2 separate regions of the Mus musculus genome follow, and region 2 is linked to region 1. Evidence: chromatin contacts called from ENCODE POLR2A ChIA-PET data. All regions are on one chromosome and are shown on one strand. The core of a region is the stretch at or near the end of the contact, and the rest is flanking DNA. Distances in the headings are between cores, read along the strand shown.

Evidence for each region. ChIA-PET counts read pairs that join two places held with the same protein, here RNA polymerase II (POLR2A).
Region 2: POLR2A ChIA-PET joins it to region 1 with 16 read pairs in embryonic stem cell. The contact joins the promoter of Gata5 here to the promoter of Rps21 in region 1. POLR2A ChIA-PET finds 5 or more read pairs at or near these places in 3 of 5 experiments (Patski and embryonic stem cell).

What each region holds. Positions count from the first base shown.
Region 1 is chr2:180,255,834-180,261,751 of GRCm38, reverse strand. Rps21 (ribosomal protein S21) reads right to left here and starts at 4,373. Exons shown (of 6, transcript NM_025587.2): 1 at 4,305-4,373; 2 at 4,069-4,131; 3 at 3,901-3,964; 4 at 3,695-3,766; 5 at 3,467-3,522; 6 at 3,308-3,374. The coding sequence starts at 4,118. The coding sequence ends at 3,365. It overlaps Cables2 (CDK5 and Abl enzyme substrate 2), which reads left to right. Exons shown (of 10, transcript NM_145851.2): 6 at 71-236; 7 at 572-675; 8 at 1,002-1,108; 9 at 1,273-1,477; 10 at 1,569-3,213. The coding sequence ends at 1,709. It overlaps Mir3091 (microRNA 3091), which reads right to left and starts at 4,216; the gene lies at 4,141-4,216.
Region 2 is chr2:180,332,966-180,338,328 of GRCm38, reverse strand. Gata5 (GATA binding protein 5) reads left to right here and starts at 3,650. Exons shown (of 6, transcript NM_008093.2): 1 at 3,650-4,503. The coding sequence starts at 3,960. Gata5os (GATA binding protein 5, opposite strand) reads right to left here. Exons shown (of 5, transcript NR_045877.1): 1 at 5,301-5,363; 2 at 4,386-4,661; 3 at 4,008-4,147. It overlaps Gm52543 (a long non-coding RNA gene), which reads left to right. Exons shown (of 5, transcript XR_003953987.1): 4 at 927-1,063; 5 at 1,530-1,912.

The DNA of each region.
Region 1 (5,918 bases), core at 3,124-5,623:
AGGGAAGCAGAACTTGGTTGTACTTTCTGGCCTGGGGAGCAGAACTGAGCTAATGTGATTGCTTTTCCAGGTCGTGTCTTATGCAAAGTTCCTGTACCCTACTAATGCTCTGGTTATACACAAGAATGACAGCCATGGCTTGCTGCCCCAGCCTCGGCCCAGCATCCCCAGGGCTCCACCAGGTTCAAGACACAAACCTGTGCCTACCAAGTCAACACCAGCTGGCACAGAACTAGGTAGCCAAGGTCTGGGCTAGGCACAGCCATGGGCCAGACAGCAGTATAAGCCACACTCATGCCTCTGCACCAAGGCTTCTCAGAGGAAAGGATTCCAGATAATGTGGCCCTAGGCTCTGCCTGAGTCAGGCAGAAGAGAGGGTCAGTGTGGGACGGGAAGGGGGCAGGCTTTGTCCAGGCATCACTTCTTGGACCTAAGCCCTAGCTGGCCTGTGACCTGGAGCACCTCTCAGACCTGAGCCTTGCCCTCATGCCTCTTCATTGGCTGCAATGGGAGAGGGGAGGTGTGGGTTCTGATCAGGATCTAGGCTGTCATTGGCTGCCTCTGCCTACAGGAAGCGACGGGGGAGATGCAGTGGAATACAATCCCAACCTCCTGGACGACCCACAGTGGCCGTGTGGAAAACATAAGCGTGTACTCATCTTTGCTTCATACATGGTGAGTTCAAGGTTCAGGTAATACACTGAATGAGCACCCTCCACACCAGAGACTCAGCCATCTCAGGGTGCCTTGTCCCCACCCAGCACCAACAGGTAGTGGGAAGGGTTGTAGCCAAGGGCAGTGTGCCCAAGCAGGACAGCCAGTCATGCTGGACATCTCCTGCAGCCAGCTCTGAACGCCTGGCAGGCTGGGCTTATCCAGAGGATGGACAGACTGAGCCATGTTAATCCTCTTTGAAGTCCCACATGCTCATGTGTGTACCTGCAGGCTGCAGGGCATCCATTCCCAAGCATCTTGGCCCACTCACCTCTGCTCTGTTACAGACCACCGTTATAGAGTATGTGAAACCTGCAGACCTCAAGAAGGATATGAATGAGACCTTCAGGGAAAAGTTCCCTCATATCAAACTGACATTGAGCAAAATTAGGAGGTAAGGGAGGGCTAGGCAGATACCCCTTCCCAGCCACCTAACCTGGCTCTGGGCTTTCTCCATGTGTGCTGACAGCCCACAGAACATGGCATAGCCATGGAAGGGTGACTGCTGTCTCATGACATGGATTTGCCCCAGCGTCATGGCTCCCATCCCACCCACAGTTTAAAACGGGAGATGCGGAACCTTTCTGAAGAGTGCAGCTTGGAGCCTGTGACCGTGTCCATGGCATATGTGTACTTTGAGAAGCTCGTACTGCAGGGCAAGCTCAACAAACAGAACCGCAAACTGTGTGCTGGAGCCTGTGTTCTGTTGGCTGCCAAGATCAGCAGTGACCTCCGCAAGAGTGAAGTGAAGCAGCTTATTGACGTGAGTGTGAGGTGTGCACCAGCAGGCACTGGGCCTTAGACGGGGACACAGATGGAGCTAACCCATTCACCCTTTGTTTCCCTCACTGCAGAAGCTGGAGGAAAGGTTCCGGTTCAACAGGAAAGACCTCATTGGCTTTGAGTTCACGGTGCTCGTGGCTTTGGAACTGGCCCTGTACCTCCCAGAGAACCAAGTGTTACCTCACTACAGACGCCTCACCCAGCAGTTCTAGCCCAAACAGTGCACCCCAGAGGGAGGCTGCTTTGGCAGGAAGGCTGAGTAGCTTGGCTAGAGGACTAGTGTTCCTGTCCCTCCTCCAGTAACTGCACTTGCCCCTCACAACCCACGGCAGCTTGGCTTCCTTGGAAAGTTTTTAATTTTGGGGCAGAGCACGCCTTGACCTCGAGACGCTCCCTGTTGAGGGTTTTCCTGAAGCAAGTGAACAGTGTGGGGCTTGGTTTGTTCTTCGTGTGGCGAGACCAGCCTGGCTTATGTTGTGAATCCTGAGGGCCAGCCTTCCTTCTGCCTACCCATGAAACCATTCCTGTAGAGACCTAGGTGTCCAGACCTTCTGAACTTGCTACAATTGTCAGGCTTCTGTCTTCTGGTGCCTCCACCCAGGCAGTTCCCCATCAGCACTATTTTATCTTTGGTCAAGATACAGGATAGGGCAGACACCTTGATTCTGAGTCTGCTCTCACTGCACCTTGTTAAAGCATCTGCCACTGTGAAACCCGTGTCACATGCACAGCAGTGCTTTGGCCAACCCCTGCTGCCTCCTGCCAGCACAGCTTTTCCCTGTCACTGGACAACCACTGACTGTGGGCTCTTGACTTTCCTAAGCAATATCGTGATGGAGAAAAGTCATTATAACTTGAGATTTGGTCTCTATGGGAACAGACAATGGCCCATTCAGGCCTGCTGCTGACTTTGAACCACACTTGATCCTCAAGCAGGAAGGCACCGATCCTGCTACCTACTGTCAATGACTACATGTCATCAGGCCAAGTTGCCCTGTGCCACTGTCATCACTCAAGAGCTATCCTCCACCTCCCCAGGCCTGTTATCCTTCCCTAGAAACTGGTCACCAGCCTGGCAGACGCCAGCCACCGCTTGGTTCCAGTCTCATGTCCCAGAGATGCTCGTCCTCAAGCCTGACACCGACCACCTAGGTCTATCGGATCAGTAACAGCTCAGACAGGAGCTCAAAGGATAGTAAATACGTTTTAGCCTGTCCATGCTTATGCTGGTGTAAGCATGCCACGTTCTCAGAGCATCTTTAGGTGCAATAAGTCGTTCCTGCAAACAGGTTATCTTCAGGGCAGCCCCATCATTTTTTTTTTAAATGAACTTAGATATATATGGCTGACTGATGGGATAAATGTTATTTAAGCTTCTAGATGTAGTAAGGTGTATTCATTTTACCAAGCTGGTCTGCTGTTAGTCCTTCCTAAGCTTCGCTAAGAGCTGCTGGTTTGTGGTATTGAGCACTGTTAAAGCCAACCCTTAAACCAAACACGGGCTAAACAGAGTCCTATAGACTGAGTCCAGAAATCTGAGGTATATCCATGGTGTCCAGCTGGACTGTGACCCAATGCCACAGACCTGGTGCTGCACCCGCAGCGCTCAACAGGACACAGCTGTGTCAGACCTCAGAATGTGGTGTATGTCCAGTAGGTTATGAATGGAAGGTGTTAAAATGTTTTTGTTAAAGTAAAACTGGTTTTTGCAACATACTTCCTTGCTTGTCTCCTTTCAGGTAAGTGTGCGGCCCTTTTCTGGTCACAATAAAAACACCAGCCCTACATAGTAAAAACAGCAAAAGCAGACTTAACTGTCACAGGTACTTAAAACTTTTATTTGTAACAAATTCCCGATTTCTTCTGCTCAAAAGTTCCTAACAAAGGGGAAAAAGTAGTATTAAAAGCTGTATCTCTTGGGAAGTCCCAAGCCACTCAACCCCAATGTGAGATTGTCCCCCACACTTACTTTGAGACAATTCCATCAGCCTTAGCCAATCGGAGAATAGAATCATCTGACTCGCCCTTTAAAATTAAAAATAAATACCTGAGTATCCACACAGAGCTGGCTCCCTGCTTAGCAGGCAGAGCATGCACTATTAAGCCCAAAACCATTCCCACAGGAAGAAAAGGACACCACCATCAGAGCTCAGATGTCACATGAACAGTACAAGGCAGACCAGGTGGTAGAACTCACCATCCTGCGAATGGCCCCGCAGATGCCATAGGTTTTAAACTGGCCATTAAACCGGCCTGTGGTCCTATCAACCTGGGTTAAAAAAAAAAAAAAAGAGGTTGGAAGATTCGACCTCACCCCGATGTTAGTAAACACACCAAGAGCCAGGCTGAGGCCTGAGGGCCTCGTAATTCCTTCCCTCAGGAACCGTCAGGTTCCCAGCTCACCTCGGCCACGTTCATCTGGATGGACGCGTGGTCCTTGGCAGCAATGATGCGGTTGCTTGCGGAGCTGGGTAAAGAGATGCACAGTGCGTTTAATAGGTCGCAAAAGAACAGTGGATGAATGGGAGCGGGGAAAGCGGGCGCGAGAATGACGGGCCCGCAGATGCTCACCATTTCCGCGGCACGTACAGGTCCACAAACTCGCCGGCGTCGTTCTGCATCCTGAGGCCGTCCCTGCAGAGTTACCACGCAGGTCTTGAGACTGGTCAGGCCCGCACTCCGAGTCTGCGGGCCCAACCAGACCCATGGCCCGCAAGCACTCTCGGCCATGTGACCGCGACCTCCCCAACTGCGCCCAGCCCGGCCCAGCCCGGCCCCGCTCGCACACAGCCCGCACCGAGGCCTACCTGCTCACTTGTCCAGCGAGAGCGCAGAAAGGAAGTAGCTCGTGCCTCCGCAGCACTATTGGGCAGGAGGGCGGGTCCTCGGTAAGTGCTTCCGGGTCAGGGTACTCGTATCCACCATACCGGAGGCCTGTTTGTGTGTTTTAACTTCCGCTTCCGGTGCAAAGAAAGCCTGGCTCTTTCCGCACAAAGCACAGGCATCGGTCCCTGTCTCCGCCTCCAGCCAAGACATGCCTTCTTCCTCAGGCCCCGCCTCCATTGCGGAGTCCAGCCCCTCCGTCCTCCGCTGGAGAGGTTGGACTTGGCTTGTCTTCCAGCCGCCCTCGAGGCTAGCTTGTCAGAGGGAGCCCAGCCGCTGCTGGATCCCTGACTCCACCGACCTGAGGCGCCGCCAGAGCCTGGGAGGGGAACGAGCGTGGCGGAGGGAGGCGGGAACGGGAAGACCAATCCTCCGAAGAGGAAACTGAGGTTGGATCAAATGAGCTGGACCGCTGGCTTTCCGCTGCACATTCATTCTCTTCAAGAACCCCCTACTCACCCTGCGTCCTTGCCATCCTGCCCCTCCTCGCCCCAGGCCCTGCCCTACTCCTCTGGCTCCAGCCGCCACCCGGTCCACACGCCTAGGGAAGTGAGTCTGGCCTGAGAGTGCACGCCTTTAATCTCAGCATTCGGGATGCCGAGGCAGGTGGATTATCTATTTGAGGCCACTCTGGACTACACTGAGTTCCCGTCTCGAAAAAGGAAAGTTCCCAGACCACAGTCACCATAATGCTCAGTAAGCCTCTTTGTTTACGAGGTCAGAGAGCAGCCCGGACACAAGACTGCCCACGCTGTTGACGACTCTCCTGAGATTACATTTCTCCGTGAGTGAATCCACTGCTCACTCATCTGTAGAACTTTATGCCTGATATCTCTCTGGGACTGGAGCTGCAGTCTGGAGCTGGGACATACACCCAGTTACATGGTCTTGGGGAGAACCTCCCTGCCATGTGCACACTGACTGGTGATCACCTTCCAAGACTGTCTGTCACGGGGTCTGGTGAAACCGAGGCTACACTTTCCTCCTCACACCTGGAAACCAGTAGTCATGTATGCATTAAGAGTTCCCGCGCAGGGCGTGGTGGCGCACGCCTTTAATCCCAGCACTCGGGAGGCAGAGGCAGGCAGATTTCTGAGTTCCAGGCCAGCCTGGTCTACACAGTGAGCTCCAGGACAGCCAGGGCTACACAGAGAAACCCTGTTTTGAAAAAAATAATAAATTCCCGCGCAGCAGGGGTTATCTTTCAGATTAGGCACAGACACCTTACCCAAGCACCTGTTTTCACAGAGAGCTCCTTTAAATGGGGGTGGGGAAGAGGAGTTAAAGTGGCTGTTTTCTACTTGGTCAGAAAAACACAAGCAAATGACCTTGCAGGTGTAACTTTTAATAAGAGAAAAGGGGGGTTCCATGCTAGACCGGGCTGCACAGTGGTGTATTTTGATTGGATAGGACTTTTAATAGCTGGACTTTGGTAGTCAGCCTCACGAGGAGGAAGTGACCATATAAGGGAGTAGAGTTTGGTGGCTAACTTTAAGAATGGAATCTATCGTGGTTTTTTTTTTTTTTTTTTTTTTTTT
Region 2 (5,363 bases), core at 2,401-4,900, 77 kb before region 1:
TCACATTTGGGGAAAGGAGCTGAAAAAAATAGTGGGGGTGGTAAGCTAGCTTTCTGCACCCTAAGAAGTGGGCAGCAGTACTCACTGAAGGTATAGCCCTGCATGCTGGAGGCCTCCCTGGACCCCCAGGCTACCATAGGAAGCAAAGGAAGCCCCCAGACTTTTTCACAGCAATCTGATCTCTCACAGAGCAATGGGGTGCCCGTGGGTGGACCTGGAGGAGCCAGTCCAGTCCCAACTCTGCACCTAGGCAGCCCTGCTTTCAGGGGTTACCCTCAGGTTAGACTAAGGCCACCTCTGTTTGCACTCAAAGCCTAGTGGCCACAAGCATCATGCCAGTGAGTACAGGCAAGGTGTGTGCACACAGGGCTCCTCCACCTGGAGGCAATCATTAAAAGGTCTCCTGTCCCAGGTTATTCCCACTGCAGAGGGCAAATGTCCCTAAGAGCAAACACGGCCCAAATGCGATACATACCCCAGACGTCTAAGGGCCCTCTAGGGAGTCAGTCTAGAGGCCCTGACGCCCCCTTATCCCTTAACAATAGGATTGTTTTCTTTTCCTTCGATAAATGTGTCTGCATTAACAGTTCCCAAGCTCGAGGTGGGGGGGGGGGGCTGTTGGGCAAGTGACAGCTGCAAATGAAACCCAGATCCTGTCAGGCTGGCAGGAGGTTCCTCTCCCCGTCCTCCAACTTGGCCACTCAGGCTCTCTTAATCCGGAGATCATGGATTAAACTCAGTTCAGATTGGTCACAGGGTCACGAACACGCCAACCCCCCATCCCTCTCGGAGAATATGGGATCCTTATCTCAAAGAGCTGTCCTTTCTCCTTACCTGGCTCAGTCAGGTCTGCCTGCTAGGCCAGGGGAGCCCGAAAGACTGGCTGAGGCTCCCACCTGCCTAACTGCCCTTCACTCTGGGGCCAGGGCTTGCTCATTCTCCCACCTGACCAGAATCAATCAGCCTCTGCCCGGAGCCTGTTGAGGGCCTGCCACATGCACACCTTACGGCAGCTGCACAGATGCTTAGTCCCACCAATCCCTCCCTGAAGCCACTGTGAGAGGTAAGTGCTATTATTACACAAAGAAAAAACGGCTAGCCAATGAATGCTGTAAAGCCTTGCCACAGCAAAGCTGAGTCCCCTGCAGAGTCTGGCTGCTTCCTGTCCGTGCTCCATCCTGCTTTCCTCAAAGCTGACTTTGGGACTCTGAGTCTGCTGAGGGGCCTGACAGAAACACCTAACAATCTGTCAGTGGAATGCTTGAAATGAGCCATGGGAAGTTATGTGGACCCTGGGGGTGTGTGTAGGAGTTTGGTGAACAGTGAAGAGAGGAAACTCTCTTTTGGTTGGGGAATAGCAACAAGAAAGTCCTGTGGATAGAGAAACAACTACAGGGCTGGTGGTTCCCTCCTGGAACTGGTAGGCGGGATCATGGCATCAGAGCTGACCTCTGGGGGAGGGACAAGATGGAGCTAGAAGGACCTAGGGTTTGTGGTTTGATCTGAGACTTCGCCTTCTTCTCCTCAAGCAGAAGGATCCAGTTAAAGGGTCAGATATTGTCACAGCCAGTGTCCCACCACTGTGAGGCAACCTGATCTGGGCAAAGGACACCCTGCAGCCACTTCTGCCCCTACTCTCTGAAGAGATGAGCCTACTTCCCTGTCTAGACCTGGGCACTGACAGGACTGCCTCTGTGGGACCGAGGAGCCTGAGAAGGGTGGATTTCCTCCCCTTTCCCATATCTATAGAGACCAGGAGTCCCTTCTCAATTCTTCATTTGTCTGAATCAGCATGTTGAGTTATCAGTTGTGTGACTTTGGATAAGTTAGTGTTGTTCCTCTGTGTGTAAACAGGAATAACTTCATCTGCCTTATTAAGACTGAGGCAACAATAAAATGTGTCACAGAACAAAACCCAGCACCTGTGTCCTGTGGTTCTTTCCACCTTGTGGACTTTACTGAGTTTATCCCACCCAAAAAGCCCAAGTCCATCTAGGTCCATCCTTGCAGGACCCTAGATCTACTACTGATTATCTGGGGAGAAGAGGATTCCGTCCCCAGCAAGTGATTCCCCTCACTTTTCATCCTGGACTTGGTGGAGTACATGGGGAAATCTTCCCATTTCATTTAAACATAATCAGGAGGAAGCTGGAGTGCCGTGCTGCCCACTGGTCAATGCCAACTGCACCCAGCAGTCTCCCAAGATGGGCACCTGGACGTCCTTCCTGCTCCAAGACGCTTTGCAAAGAGGAAGACCTGCACAATGGAAGCCTAAAGAGTTCCGAGGAAAAGGGATGCCAAGACTGGAGACCCAAGTATTGCGCATCCCACAGAAAGGAGAACCATGAAGTCAGTGCTGGAAGCATCAACCAAGAGCCCTGACTCAGCCCCCACCTCAAGGAGGGAGGAAAAGGGGAGGCCAGGAGAATGCAGTGGGAGGTAATTTGAAGCAGGAAGCACTGGCAAGCTCCCCTTCCCACGACTACCCGAAGTCAGCTTCTGCTCTGCACCTCCATGGCTCAGATTCTGGGGCCTGTGTCAGGACAGTCTGTACCATCCCCAGGCCCAGGGTGCCCCCCTCACTTCCACTTGTGACTCACAACTAGATCTCCACACGCTGAAGAGAGCAGGTTGCGTGGACACCAGTGTGCAGGCAATGTTCACTCCTTTCTGACTAATAAACTAATCCCGCGCTGAGCGGCAGAAACACTGGACACTGACTTCAAGGTTAGTAGGTGTATTTCCCTTATCTCAGGAGCTCCTGCCTCACCCACGTATCTGTCTGCAGCACCCGGGGGGGCCAGCATGAGAAAGTGAGAAACATTCGCTGCCATCTTCGAGCCCTCCGGGGTTGCTGCACCTTCTGGCCACTCTTCATCTGGAACTCCTAGTAAGGTAAGCCGGAGGACATAAGTCACAACAAAACTGAGCTAGGTGCTCTATCATCAGTCTCTTGCTGAAAGAGACTCTTGCCAAGTTCCTCAGCCTGTGAAAGCCGCGGGACTTGGAGTCTAACAGTCTTCAATTGTGGCCTTAGGACTCTACTCAGAGTTCGCTGGCGCTGGTCAAACAGCGAGTGGTCCTCCTTGTTCAAAAACTCAGTACTGTGGGGTTCCTGGTGGACTTCGAGTCATTGCTGATGAACAAAATACCCAGTGAGAGAATAGCAGCCTGAGCCCTGCGGTTGCCATTGAAGCTAGATTCCCACGTAGGTTCGGGCGTATAGGGGGAATCAATCGCAAGCCAACTTGGCTCCAGCACCTTGTGTCCCTAGATTCAGAAGGGCCTCAGCCACAGGACACTAAACCAGCTTTGGGCGGGAGCTCGGAATAGACGTGGGGCGAGGACTGGCACCCGTGACCGTAGCAACAAAGTTCTAGACGGTTCAGAGCTGCTGCTGTCCCAGGAGTGCTCGCGCTCAGCCTCCTCCCACCCCCTGTTTGTTCGGGCTCAGCCGAGGGTACGCGGGCGAGCTGTGGTCTCAAAGCCGGACAGCAGAGCCTGTTCGGGTCACGTGGCCCCGCGGCTGGAGCCCCGGCGCTGACCCTGAGCGGAGGGAGGGACCGACTAGAAGAGAGAAGGGGCGGCACGGCGGGGGCGGGGCAGCCCAAGTTCCCGGGATTCCCTACAGAGCGGCTCTGTGGAGACCCAGTCTACAACCCACCGGTCACCCTCCCTGGGCCAACGCCGCGCCTTCCTGTGAGGGCTTTGGCTGGCGATCTCTGCGCAAGGCAAGGACCTCGTTCCTAGGGTCCTGCGCCTCATCTAACCCTGTCATTCCACCCAGAGGAGCCCGGGACCTGCCCTGGTGAACCGACTCAAAAAAGTGGAGTGCCCAAGCGGAGCAGCAGCACCTGCCCCGGGCGAGCGCAAGAGCTGATGGAGGGGGCCCAGTGATCCTGCCCTAGACGTCTGCCCGTCTTTCTTCTCTGCAGGTCAAGCTCGCGCGGGGAAAAAAAATGTACCAAAGCTTGGCGTTAGCCCAGAGCCCCGGCCAGGGCACTTACGCCGACTCCGGAGCCTTTCTGCACTCTTCGGGAACCGGCTCCCCGGTGTTCGTGGCACCCACTCGCATGCCCTCCATGCTGCCGTACCTGCCTTCGTGTGAGCCGGGCTCGCAGGCTCCCGCGCTCGCCGCGCACTCCAGCTGGACACAAGCAGTTGCCGCTGATTCCTCAGCCTTCGGCTCCGGAAGCCCGCACCCGCCAGCCGCACACCCACCGGGAGCCACCACCTTCCCGTTCGCTCACAGCCCTCCGGGGTCGGGCAGCGGCGGCAGCGCGGGGGTCCGGGACGGCGGCGCCTTCCAGGGCGCGCTGCTGGCTCGCGAACAGTACCCGACCCCGCTCGGGAGACCCATGGGCGCCTCGTACCCCACAACCTACCCAGCATACATGAGTTCCGACGTAGCCCCTTCGTGGACCTCCGGAGCCTTCGACAGCAGCATCCTGCACGGTCTGCAAGCTCGCCCTGGTGGCCTCCCTGGCCGCAGGACCAGCTTCGGTGAGTACCGGGCTGGGGCTGCCCGGTGGACCTGGCTCTAAAACTAAGGCGCGCAGCAATAAACCCGCGCGCTACGAAATGCAAAAATCCGAGATGCGTTCTTCTGCAGTCAGGGCTTTTCTGCCTAGTCCGACCACGCAGATTCCCGCCTAGAATTGCTAGGACACAGGAAACTTCATGAAACACAATACGATGAAAAACGCTCGATACAGAATTCTTTTCTCAGCACAATAGCAAGAAAATAATATATTTCTGCTTTTCACCCGACCAACCCCCCCCCCCCAAAAAAAAAGCATTCTGGGTTATGTCGATTTGGAACCTACATTTAAAAAGTTTTCACGGGAAGTTTTGGAAAGTATTTTTTGGTTTTAAGACAACCTAGTTCCAAACTTAACAGCAAACCTCCTGCTTCAGCCTTCCAAAGTGCTGAGTTTACAGGCATGAGCGGAGCTGAAAATGAATTTTATAAAGCTTAAAACAGCGATTATTTGATAAAGTCACCACAGCCATCTTGTTCTGCAACGTTCCATCTTAAGAGTTCCATACCTCACAGGAACATAGGTTAGATTGGATTCCAAGACTGTTGATCGTGGAATCATTTGTCTGGCTTTCTGAGTATTTTTTGAGGAACAGACACAGCAAAGAGGGCCAAGCTCTGTTTGCAGCCTCTGGGCCTTGTTGAAACCATGCCTCCAGCTACTTGGAAGCTTGGGCCCCTGATTCACAGCCCCAGACAGGTCTCAAGCTGACCTAGTACAGTTAGTGGGACAAGGACAGCCCCTGTGCCTTTTACCCACCTCCAGCCAGTAGATGACTGATCCTCCCTGCCCTGAGCCAACGTCTCACTGCTTGCATATGTG